2 separate regions of the Homo sapiens genome follow, and region 2 is linked to region 1. A link is an interaction called in ENCODE POLR2A ChIA-PET data of the cell type or tissue named here. Cell type or tissue: OCI-LY7. All regions are shown on one strand. Links, peaks and the distances in the headings refer to the core of each region. The heading gives the core; the rest is flanking DNA.

Region 1 (5,389 bases), core at 88-5,087:
TTCAGTTCAGTGATGAGCCTTTTAAACCCCAAAGAGAAGGAAGACTTGCGGAGGAAAAAAATTAGTTTTAGAATGTATTTAACCATGAAATAATGAATTAAGGTGCTTAGTTTATACATCAGGGGTTTATTTATCTTTTATCACCATAACTAGTACTGCTTGCATTATAGTAGGTATTCGATAAAATTTTTTAAACTGTGTTTAGAAATCATGATAGTAGATGGTAAAATGCTTTCTTCAGTTGCTGATACTCGGGGGAAATATGTTGTATATTTTAATGTTTTCTCCCTGAGGGCTAAGCATTTGGTGAACATCTGTCTCCTAACACCTGTTGGGCTGGTTTACCTGGCAATCTAAAGTGAACATGTGCCAGGGTAGTGCCACTTAAAGTACCTTCACTTTTTAGAATCTATCAGATGTGTTTAGAATCAGTTTTGTCTTCCACCAGCTAGTTTTCTCAGTTTAGAAAGTACATGTATTTCTACTTCTTAGTAAATGTAATATATGACACATGAATTTAAAGAACGTACAAAGTAGGAAACATTTATATTTCATACAACTTGAATTTTCAAATGCAAAAATTTCCTCTTGGGAGTGAGTCTTATGTTTTGGAGCAGGAATGACAGAACAGATATGGTACCAAAGCCAAGCTCACCTAGATATTGCAGACACACAGGCAAAAGAGGAGGTGGCCCGAGTGTGTCATCCGAGGGTCCCTCGGCATGGGAGCAGTTCCTCTGGTGGGTAGTGAACTGAGCAAAGAGGCAAATGAATGATAGGTAGTTACACAGAGAGAATCCCTACATTAAGGAAGTACGACAAACACGAGGACTCGATTTAGATTCTATGTCTAAGAGCCTTCCTTTGACATCCCTCCCCACCATGTCAGGGAGGATATGTACTCTCATTCCATTCAGTCGTTAGCACTGCTCACACTGGTAATAGCTTCTCGTTGTCTGCTTTCCTCTTTGGACTTTAGATAGCCCCTTGAAAGCCACCCACCTTTGTGTTCCCAGTGTTTAGATTGGTCCCTAGCACAATGTCAGTGTTCTGTAACTTTTACATACATGAATGAACAAATGGACAAATGAACATACATGACTTCCTAAAAGGATGTCATAGCTCCTGATAGTCATGACAGCACTAGTATTAACCTTTGTTTTGTAATGAGTTTCAATTTAATGTTAAGGAAAATATAGGATTTTAAAAACTAGTACACACACATACACATATTCCAGAGTCTTTCTAGTGAGTTTGAATATTAATTTATAAAAGAATCTAACATCACATGCTTTAAAAAATAGTGTTTGTGGCCAGGTGTGGTGGCTCATGCCTGTAACCCCAGCACTTTGGGAGGCTGAGGCAGGCGGATTACTTGGGGTCAGGAGTTCCAGACCAGCCTGGCCAACATGGCAAAACCCCGTCTCTACTAAAAATACAAAAATTAGCCAGGCGTGATGGCGGGCGCCTGCAATCCCAGGTACTCGGGAAGCTGAGGCAGGAGAATTGCTTGAACCCGAGAGGCGGAGGTTGCAGTGAGTCGAGATCATGCCACTGCATTCCAGCCTGGCGTGCAGGCTGAGATGGAGCAAGACTCCATCTCAAAAAAAAAAAAACAAACAATTAGTGTTTGTGCCAGGCACAGTGGCTCATGCCCGTAATCCCAGTACTTTGGGAGGCCGAAGCAGGAGGGTCTGTTGAGGCCAGGAGTTCAAGACTAGCCCGGGCAACATAGTGAAGCCCTGTCCCTACACACACACACACAAAAAGTACAAAAATTACTCAGACATGGTGGCCTGCACCTGTAGTCCCAGCTACTCAGGAGGCTGATGCAGGAGGACCACTTGAGCCCAAGAGCTGCAGTGAGCTGTGATTGTGTACTGCTCTCAGCCTGGGCAACAGCGTGAGAATCTGTTTATTACTCTGAACACTATCACTATTACTGTAAGAGTGATAGAGTTTATTACTAAGTTGTTGTTTTAGAATCTGTCAAATACAGAGATGCTGCCCCAATCTGGTCAGACATTCGTATTTATTTATTTATTCAGACAGCATCTCACTCTGTCACCTAGGCTGGAGTTCAGTGGCTCAATTACGGCTCACTGCACCCTTGACCTCCTGGACCCAAGCGAGCACCTGAGTAGCTGGGACCACAGGTGTATACCAGCATGACCAGCTATTTTTCTTATTTTTTGTAGAGATGGGGTCTCACTCTGTTGCCCAGGCTGGTGTTGAACTCCTGGGCACAAGAGTTCCTCCTACTTGGCCTCCCAAAGTGTTGAGATTACAGGTGTGAGCCATTGCACCCAGCGTCTCTGATTCTTTTGATTCCATTGAAACTAAAGTTTCAGTACATCAAGAAAGAAAGCAGCCCAAAGGAACTCACACCGTCCCTTTATTCACTATCAGGGACAATGTTAATAGGGACCGCTTCCAGCTGTCTGCACAATGTCCTTTACTGTCCAAGACCAGCACTTCCAAGATAGCGTGGTTCATTTGGTCTTAGGAACAGATACTGAGGAGTTGGTCCATAACCCACAGCAAAGCTCTGCAGGCACCTGATACCATGGAGAGGTGTTCTGACATTCTTATACGTCCCCCAAGGCAGAAACTGTAGGTTCTGAGTGACATCTCATCATAATTAGTGGAAGCATTAAGAGGCAAGCAAGCATAATTCTGGGCAGAGAAGGGCTCCCATCATAAGAATTTTGCAAACCGCATACTCTTTTATTTTGTAACAATGCTTGTAATTTATCTTTTGGAAAGAGGCACACAGATCTTGATGTAACTTGTGTAATAGACACTGTTCGCTAATGAAATATCCTTTTCAAATGAAAGGAAAATATTAGTTTCCTAGTCAGGTGCTGTATTAGTCCATTCTCGTGCTGTTAATAAAGATATACCCAAGACTGGGTAATTTATAAAGGAAAGAAGTTTAATTGACTCACAGTTCAGCATGGCTGGGGAGGCCTCAGGAAACTTACAATCGTGGTGGAAGGGGAACCAAAAAGGTCTTTCTTTACATGGCGACAGGAAGGAGAAGTGCCGAGCAAAAGCAGGAAAGCCCCTTATAAAACCGTCAGATCTCATGAGAATTCACTCAGTATCACAAGAACAGCATGAGGGTAACCACCCCCATGATTCAATTACCTCCCACTGGTCCCTCCCACAACACGTGGGGATTATGGGAACTACAATTCAAGATGAGATTTGGGTGAGGACACAGCCAAACTCTATCAGGTGCTTATGATCATTTTAAAACCTGAAACAGTGGTATTCCTATTGCAAATTTTCTTAGAAAAACACCATTAGATAAAATGCAACAAGCAATAAAATAGCATTTTATGTTGTAGAATGATAACTTTTATTTTCTCCTAAACATATTGACTAACCCATATCTTTTTTTGAGACAGAGTCTCACTCACTCTGTTGCTCAGGCTGGACTCCAGTGGCACAATCTTGGCTCACTGCAGCCTCTGCCTCCCGGGTTCAAGCAATCCTCCCTGCTTCAGCCTCCCAAGCAGCTGGGATCACAAGTGTGTGCCACCACGCCTGGCTGATTTTTGTATTTTTAGTAGAGACGGGGTTTCACCACATTGGCCAGGCTGGTCTCAAACTCCTGACTTCAAGTGATCCACCAGCCTTGGCCTCCCAAAGTGAGCCACTGTGCCTAGCCATATCTTTGTATTAAAAAAAAAAAAAATCTAAAGTCCTGTTTGTAAGGACTCTTTTCCCATGGTGTTAGACAGACAACATAATGCTCTATAGCAAACCACCCCAAACTCAGTGGTTTGTATCAACACGTATCTGTTCTCATATTCACAGGTTAAGGTTGGCTGAGGTTTAGCATCTATGGAATGGGCTCAGCTCTTGACTCGGCTTAAGGCTGTGGGTAGAGGAAACCAATCTTGAGTCAGTTGAAAATAAGCTTGCCCTGTGTTTTGTTCATGAGGTTTTGCCAACATACATAATTATTAAACTTTCACTGAAAATGTTTAGCAACAATATTTTTTATGAAATGGGAGGGTAAAGTGAGAAAACTTAAAACTGGAGCAGTGCCTTACCTGTAGTAAGTTCTCAAATAATATTTGGGAAAAGAATAAAACAATGGAATATAAAGAAATCAGAGATGATAAAATTTTCTTAAAACTGTAACTAAGCAAACCTTGGACAAAACCTGACAAAGCTAAGCAGCAGAACACTTTTTCCCCATTGCCTTTGTCATGAGTTATGTGAATAACATCTCAGGAGGACTTCAGGCTTGGCATGGGCCACACACATTATCTCTGCTCCTTGCTGAAAACCCATCAGTAATGCTGAAGGAGTAGGATAGGGATAAAGAATGTTTTGAAAGATGGGAGACACATGGACCAGTGGTAATTAACAGCATGAAACCTACACCTACAAATGTGTGTGTTGTAGGGGGTTAGTTAAGAGTCAAGTTTCAAGAAAGGGGAGCCTTCAGGTACCCCTAAAGGTGGATTCACGGTAGGATTGAAAATTCAATAATTAATGAAATATTGTATAAAGAATAATTAAACTGGACTGGGCATGGTGGCTTATGCCTGTAATCCCAGCACTTTGAAAGGCTGAGGTAGGAGGATCAGTTGAGGCCAGGAGTTCAAGACAAGTCTGGACAACATAGCAAGACCCCATCTCTAAGAAGAAATACAAAAATTAGCTGGGCATGGTGGCACCCGCCTGTAGTTCCAGTTACTCAGAAGGCTGAACTGGGAGCACCACTTGAGCCCAGTAGGTTAAGGCAGCAGTGAGCTTTAATTGTTCCACTGAACTATAGCTTGGACAACAGAGCAAGACCCAGTCTCTAAAAAAAGAGGAAAATCACACTTCCAGATTCCCTCCTCAACAGTGTAGTTAGGAAACCACTTCTCCCCAAGTATAAAACGTGAGGTTGGCCGGGCTCAGTGGCTCACGCCTGTAATCCCAGCATTTTGGGAGGCCAAGGCAGGCAGATCACGAGGTCAGGAGACCAACACCATCCTGGCCAACATGGTGAAACCCCGTCTCTACTAAAATACAAAAAATTAGCCAGGCGTGGCGATGCACACCTGTAGTCCCAGCTACTCGGGAGGCTGAGGCAGGGGAATTGCTTGAACCCGGGAGGCAGAGATTACAGTGGGCTGAGATCACGCTACTGAACTCCAGCCTGGCAACAGAGCAAGACTCCGTCTCAAAACAAACAAACAAAACGTGAGGTTTAGTCTCCAGCAGTGTGCCATAGAACTTTCCGTGATGATGGAAGTGCTTTATATCTGCATTGTCCAACAACTAGTGGCTCAATAGCCACCTGAAATGTAGCCAGTGTGGCTGCACGTGGTGGCTCATACCTGTCATCCCAACACTTTGGGAGGCCGAGGTGGGTGGTTCG
Region 2 (5,389 bases), core at 124-5,123, 320 kb after region 1:
GCTGCTTATGTGTTCTGGTTACTAATCCCTTGTCAGATGGATATTTTGCATATATTTTCTCCCATTGTGGGGGTGTCTCTTTGTTGTTTCCTTTGCTGTGCAGAAGCTTTTTAGTTTGATATAATCTATTTATCTGTTTTTGCTTTGGTTGCCTGTGCTTTTGAGGTCTTACACAAAAAAAATCTGCCTGGACTGATGTCCTGTAGCATTTCCCCAGTGTTTTCTTCTAGCAGTTTCATAGTTTGAGGTTTTTAACCTATTTTGATTTTATTTTTGTATATGGTCTTTAATCCATTTTGATGTTTGTAAATGGTGAGAGATCAGCATCTAGTTTCATTCTTCTGCATATGGCTATCCAGTTTTTCCAGCAACATTTATTGAAGAGACTGTTCTTTCCTTAAGGGATTTTTGTAATGTGGCAGATTAAAGTATATTTGTATACCGAGGGGAAAGAGCCAGTAGACAAAGAGATACAGGAAAGAGAGAAATTAATTAAAGGAGTAATGTCATGAGGAGGTGAAGTTTATAAATATCGTACAGTAGCTATAAACAGCTGCTAATGTTAGAAATTAACTCCTATAGGAGGTGGCCACATTAATGGCATTACAGGATGGCCCTCTCAGAGAGCATGGAAAAAGGCATCGGAGAAATAAGAACTTTGCTCTGGTTATGCCTATAGCATCAATTGGTCGTTTTCATGGTTTTTAAAATCTCAACCTCATGCAAAGTTGAGGGCTCCCTAACAAAGCAAAAAAATATTTTTGTAAAACTAGTGTTTCAAATTTTAGTGATTCCTGGTTGATCTGTGTTAAAATTCTATAGCTAGAAAAGCATTTGGACAGTTTCTGAATTTGGAGTTTATGAAACTTTGACATACACATAGTTTTCAAAGCCTAAATCCCCAGAAGCTTGTCAAACCAAAGTAGCAATTGGATCAGAATTCCTCTTAAGGAATCACCAGGTATTATGCAAAAAATTTAGTGTGAGCTATGTATTTAAACTCTATTAAAAATTCTGGAAGAAAATAATTATTTAAGAACCCATTAGTTTTTAAGACTAGAGAGTTGGATTCTTTGAATAATTTTTATTCTTCACTGATTTCTTTTTATAGAATACTTTTATGTTTGTTTTCAAAACTAAGAAGTAACTGAAGTTTAGTTTTTATTCTGTACTGGTTCTTTCATCACTATTACTATTTTATATAAGCTAACGCATTAAAATGATACAAATCTTGCTAATTTGATTATGTTTGAATTACCACTGGATTTTTTACTGTTAACCTTATTAACTCATAAATGGGTCTTTATTTTTTACTGAAAGCTGTGTATTATAAATGCACTGTGGAAGATAGGTTCTGTCCCTTATAGAGGGTAAAGAATGTGTAATTCTGCCACATGTGATAGAAAATGTCTTATTTTTATTATGTGTAAACAGAACAGTTGCTTTTAAGCAGTGCTGAATATTATATGTATATGTCATATGCTAGGTTCAGGAAACTGAGATTATATCTAAATATATGAGAAACTTGTTTGTTGTCTAGTCTTTTTGTTAGGTTATCTCTGACTACCTCTGGCTTGAGACATTTTGTGAAATTTCTTCATTTTTTCTAGCTATAAAATAATACTCTTACTAAATGCATCATGATTTTACTGTGACAATTTTGAGTTTATCTTTTGATGGAAAAATCTCAATGTACATTAATAGCTGATGATAATTTATAAAAAAATTTTTTAATCTGATAAATCATTTAATTTGTCTTTTGAAATTTCAGGGTGTACTGATGGTTGGACCCCCAGGCACTGGTAAAACTATGCTAGCTAAAGCTGTTGCCACTGAATGTGGTACAACATTCTTCAACGTTTCGTCTTCTACACTGACATCTAAATACAGAGGTGAATCTGAGAAGTTAGTTCGTCTGTTGTTTGAGATGGTGAGTGACGATATATTCAGATTTCAAAGTAGTGTGTGTAGGCCTATGATGCCCCCATAAATCAGTTCTGTCCACCTGGAATCTTTTTTGAAAAGGGCAGTGTAGTTCTATTTTAATAGTTCTTGACACACTGATGAGAATTGGGGTGATGGGTTTTGTGGGGTAGTTGGTGTATCTTCAGTGTATCTTTTTCTTTAAGGTAAAGCAAGGCCTTTTGGCATCCTGTCCACTCAGGGTGGAAGAAGAGACTTTGGTCGTATATGTGGGTTGACTGGTATTTCTGGATCTCTAGGGAGCTGATGGAACAGAAGAATATTTTCATATGTATTTTAAAAATCAGAGTCTGACCCGTCATTAAAGTTTATTCCTTTTTCATATGGGATTTGCAGTAACTTAAGAATGTATATTTGAGGATTGAGGTTGATTTATTTTTGAAAAATTTTTCCATTATGGAAATTTCCAGATATGAAAGTAGAAAGCATAGTACAATGAACCCCTATGTATCTATCACCCAGCTTCACCAGCCATATAACCTTTATTTTTAGAAATTTCTTTTTTCTCATGGGAATGATTGATTTAGCCTTTGCCATAACCAGATGATGGCATTAAAACAGTGAGAAGTTTCTGCTCTCTTTTGCCATTGTTTTAAAAGATTTTTTTAAATACTCCAATTGTTTTATGAGATTATTGAATGATTTCTTTAAAATATTTTCATAAAGGCTAGATTTTATGCCCCTACCACGATCTTCATTGATGAGATAGATTCTATCTGCAGTCGAAGAGGAACCTCTGATGAACATGAGGCAAGTCGCAGGGTCAAGTCTGAACTGCTCATTCAGATGGATGGTAATTGATATTTAATTATTGTTTCAAAACTCTCATTTTTAAATATTTTGTGTAAACTCATAATCAATGGATGGATTAGAAGGCAGCCTGAGTTTAATTATTTGTTCATTCACCCATTTATTTGTTCATTTGTTCATGCACTCAGAAAGCATTTCTTGCATACTTGTTAGAGATCATGCACCATTTCAGATTCTGAGGTTACAAAGAAAAAGGCTACTATGGCCTTCAAGGAGCTTACTGTTTGGAGCAAAGTTTCTGGAGGCATGATCTAGAGTCCTAGGGATCTTTGAGACCCTTTAAAGAATCTGCAAGGTCAAAACTATTTTCATAGGAATATCAAGTCATTGTTTGCCTTTTCTTTTTCACTCTCATTCTCTCACAAGTGTACAGTAGAGTTTTCGAGAGGCTGTAAGACGTAGGGTATCATAAAAAGAAAGCAGAAGCAGATATGAGAATCCAGCTTTTCTCTAGATAGACATTAAAGAGATTTGCAAAAATGTTAAAAAAAAAAAAAAAAAAGCCCCTCTTCTTTTTTTTAATATTTTGGAAAACATACTTTTCATAAACATATGTAAATAAGTAATGAATTTATCATTATTTTTAAGTGAATTAATATTTTTAAATTTCAATTTTAGGTTTTTTCCATACAATTTACCCATGCACCATCTATTTTAAGTTTTAAAGATATTGATAGATACACTCCACACACAAAAAAGCTCTTTGGGGTTCTCAATAATTTTTTTTGTTTAAGGTTCAGAGTCTTGCTGTGTTGTCCAGGCTGGAGTACAGTGGTGTGAACACAGCTCACTGCAGCCTTGACCTCCTGGGCTCAAGCAATCCTCCTGCCTCAGCCTCCTAAGTAGCTGGGACCACAGGCACATGCCACCACATCTGGCTAAGTTTTATTTTTTGTAAAGACAGGGTCTCTCCATGTTTCCCAGGCTGTAGTTGAACTCTTGAGCTGAGATGATCCTCTGGACTCAGCCTCTCAAAGTGCTAGGATTATAGACATGAGCCACTGCACCCAGCCTCAGTAATTTTTAAGAGTATAAAAGGGTCCTGAGATCAAAAAGTTTGAGAACCACTGATCTGGATGGGAAGCAGGCAACTGATCAGATGAGTATAATACATTATGGTACATTCTGGCGTAGAAGTAAAGTCTGGGTGCAGTGGAAAACACAGGAGAGGCACCACCAAGACCAGGGGAGTCATGGAAAGAGATAGCCAAGTTGGACTTTGAAGCATTGATAGGAGTTATCAGGACAGAGAAAAAGGGCCCTGAGGAGCCATAGAAGGAAAAGGGTTATGGGCTCAGAGCTGCTGTTTAGAGATAAGTTAGCTGTGTGGTAGACAAGAGGCCGTTCAAGCAAAACATTAGAACAGATAAAATACATTAAAAAATATCCAGGGTGAGGGACTGAGTGCAATGGCTCATGCCTGTAGTCCCAGCACTTTGGGAGGCTGAGGTAGGAGGATCACTTGAGGCCAGGAGTTCAAAACCAGCCTGGTTAACATAGCAAGACTTTAACGTAGCAAAAACTTTAAAAAGTAGCTGGATGTGGTGGCATGTGCCTGTAGTCCCAGCTACTCAGGAGGCTGAGGTGGGAGGATAGCTTGAGCGCAGGAGTTTGAGGCCACAGCGAGCTGTAATTGTGCCATGGCACTCCAGCCTGGGCAACAGGGCAAGAACCTGTCTCATAACAACAACAACAACAAAACACCAACAATATCCAAGTTGTGTTGTTTCAAAACAGTCACGGTTATTCATCAACTGTGGATACTTACTGAATACTTACAATGTACTATGAGACCCTTCCCTCAGTGAGTTTACCATGTTAACTTTTGCTAAAGTATGAGAGAAAGGAATGAGTATGTTTTATTTTTGAAGTGGGGTATAGGAGAAAACATTAGGTGTTTAAAATTGGAAAAGGAAATCACTGAATACAAATTTAGTCAGCTGAATTTCATTGAGGGATATTTGTGACTATTGTTGATTATTAGTTGGACAGCTTGATTCTTTGTCATAATGACCGAAGTAGGAGTTTCATAATAAGAAAATATTATATGTTTCAGTGAGCTGAGATCATGCCAGAGCACTCCAGCCTGAACAACAGAACCAGACCTTGTTTTTTTAAAAAATACTGTATTGAACTAGGTTGCTTTAAGTCCACTAGCACTTTATTATGCTAGACTAGAAAGTCTTATCAATAAAGTTTATGGGGTTTTTTTATCTTTTATTTCTCACTACATATTTTCTAAAGTTTCTGTTGTGTGACCTGAAATTTTTTATTCTAAAATTTTAATTCTGAAAAGGAGACACTGTGTATATACATGTAGTTGGTTTGGTTATTTTTATCTGTGATTACTGGGTTCATTCTTAAATGTCTTATTTATTTTTTACAGGTCACTTAAAAGTTTAAAGGACAACATCATGGAAATATAACCTGTCTTTCAAAATTATAATTGCATGCTAGAATATTAAGTAAATGTGAACCCTCTGTTTTCACTTCTTGAGAAAATAGATTAAAAACTAAAATAAAATTTTTGCGGAACTTTATGATTTAAAAGAAATAAGAGGAATAAAACAGAGCCTAATCTCCCATACCTTTTCTT

What was found. Peaks named below come from ENCODE experiments on the same cell type or tissue, not always from the same donor. Only the 100,000 strongest peaks of a DNase experiment are listed, where the experiment ranks them.
Region 2: POLR2A ChIA-PET joins it to region 1 with 5 read pairs; 2 of 35 experiments call an interaction of 5 or more read pairs at or near these places.

Annotation. Positions count from the first base shown.
Region 1 is chr13:30,545,939-30,551,327 of GRCh38, reverse strand. It overlaps a transcript of HMGB1 not described here. Among named protein-coding and RNA genes, the nearest start is that of USPL1, 69 kb to the left of the region's middle. In OCI-LY7, for the core only: no CTCF peak of the experiment used is centred there; a DNase peak (open chromatin) is centred at 3,067.
Region 2 is chr13:30,227,855-30,233,243 of GRCh38, reverse strand. It overlaps KATNAL1 (katanin catalytic subunit A1 like 1), which reads left to right. Exons shown (of 11, transcript NM_032116.5): 7 at 1,772-1,930; 8 at 2,650-2,776. Among named protein-coding and RNA genes, the nearest start is that of LINC00385, 77 kb to the right of the region's middle. In OCI-LY7, for the core only: no CTCF peak of the experiment used is centred there; no DNase peak of the experiment used is centred there.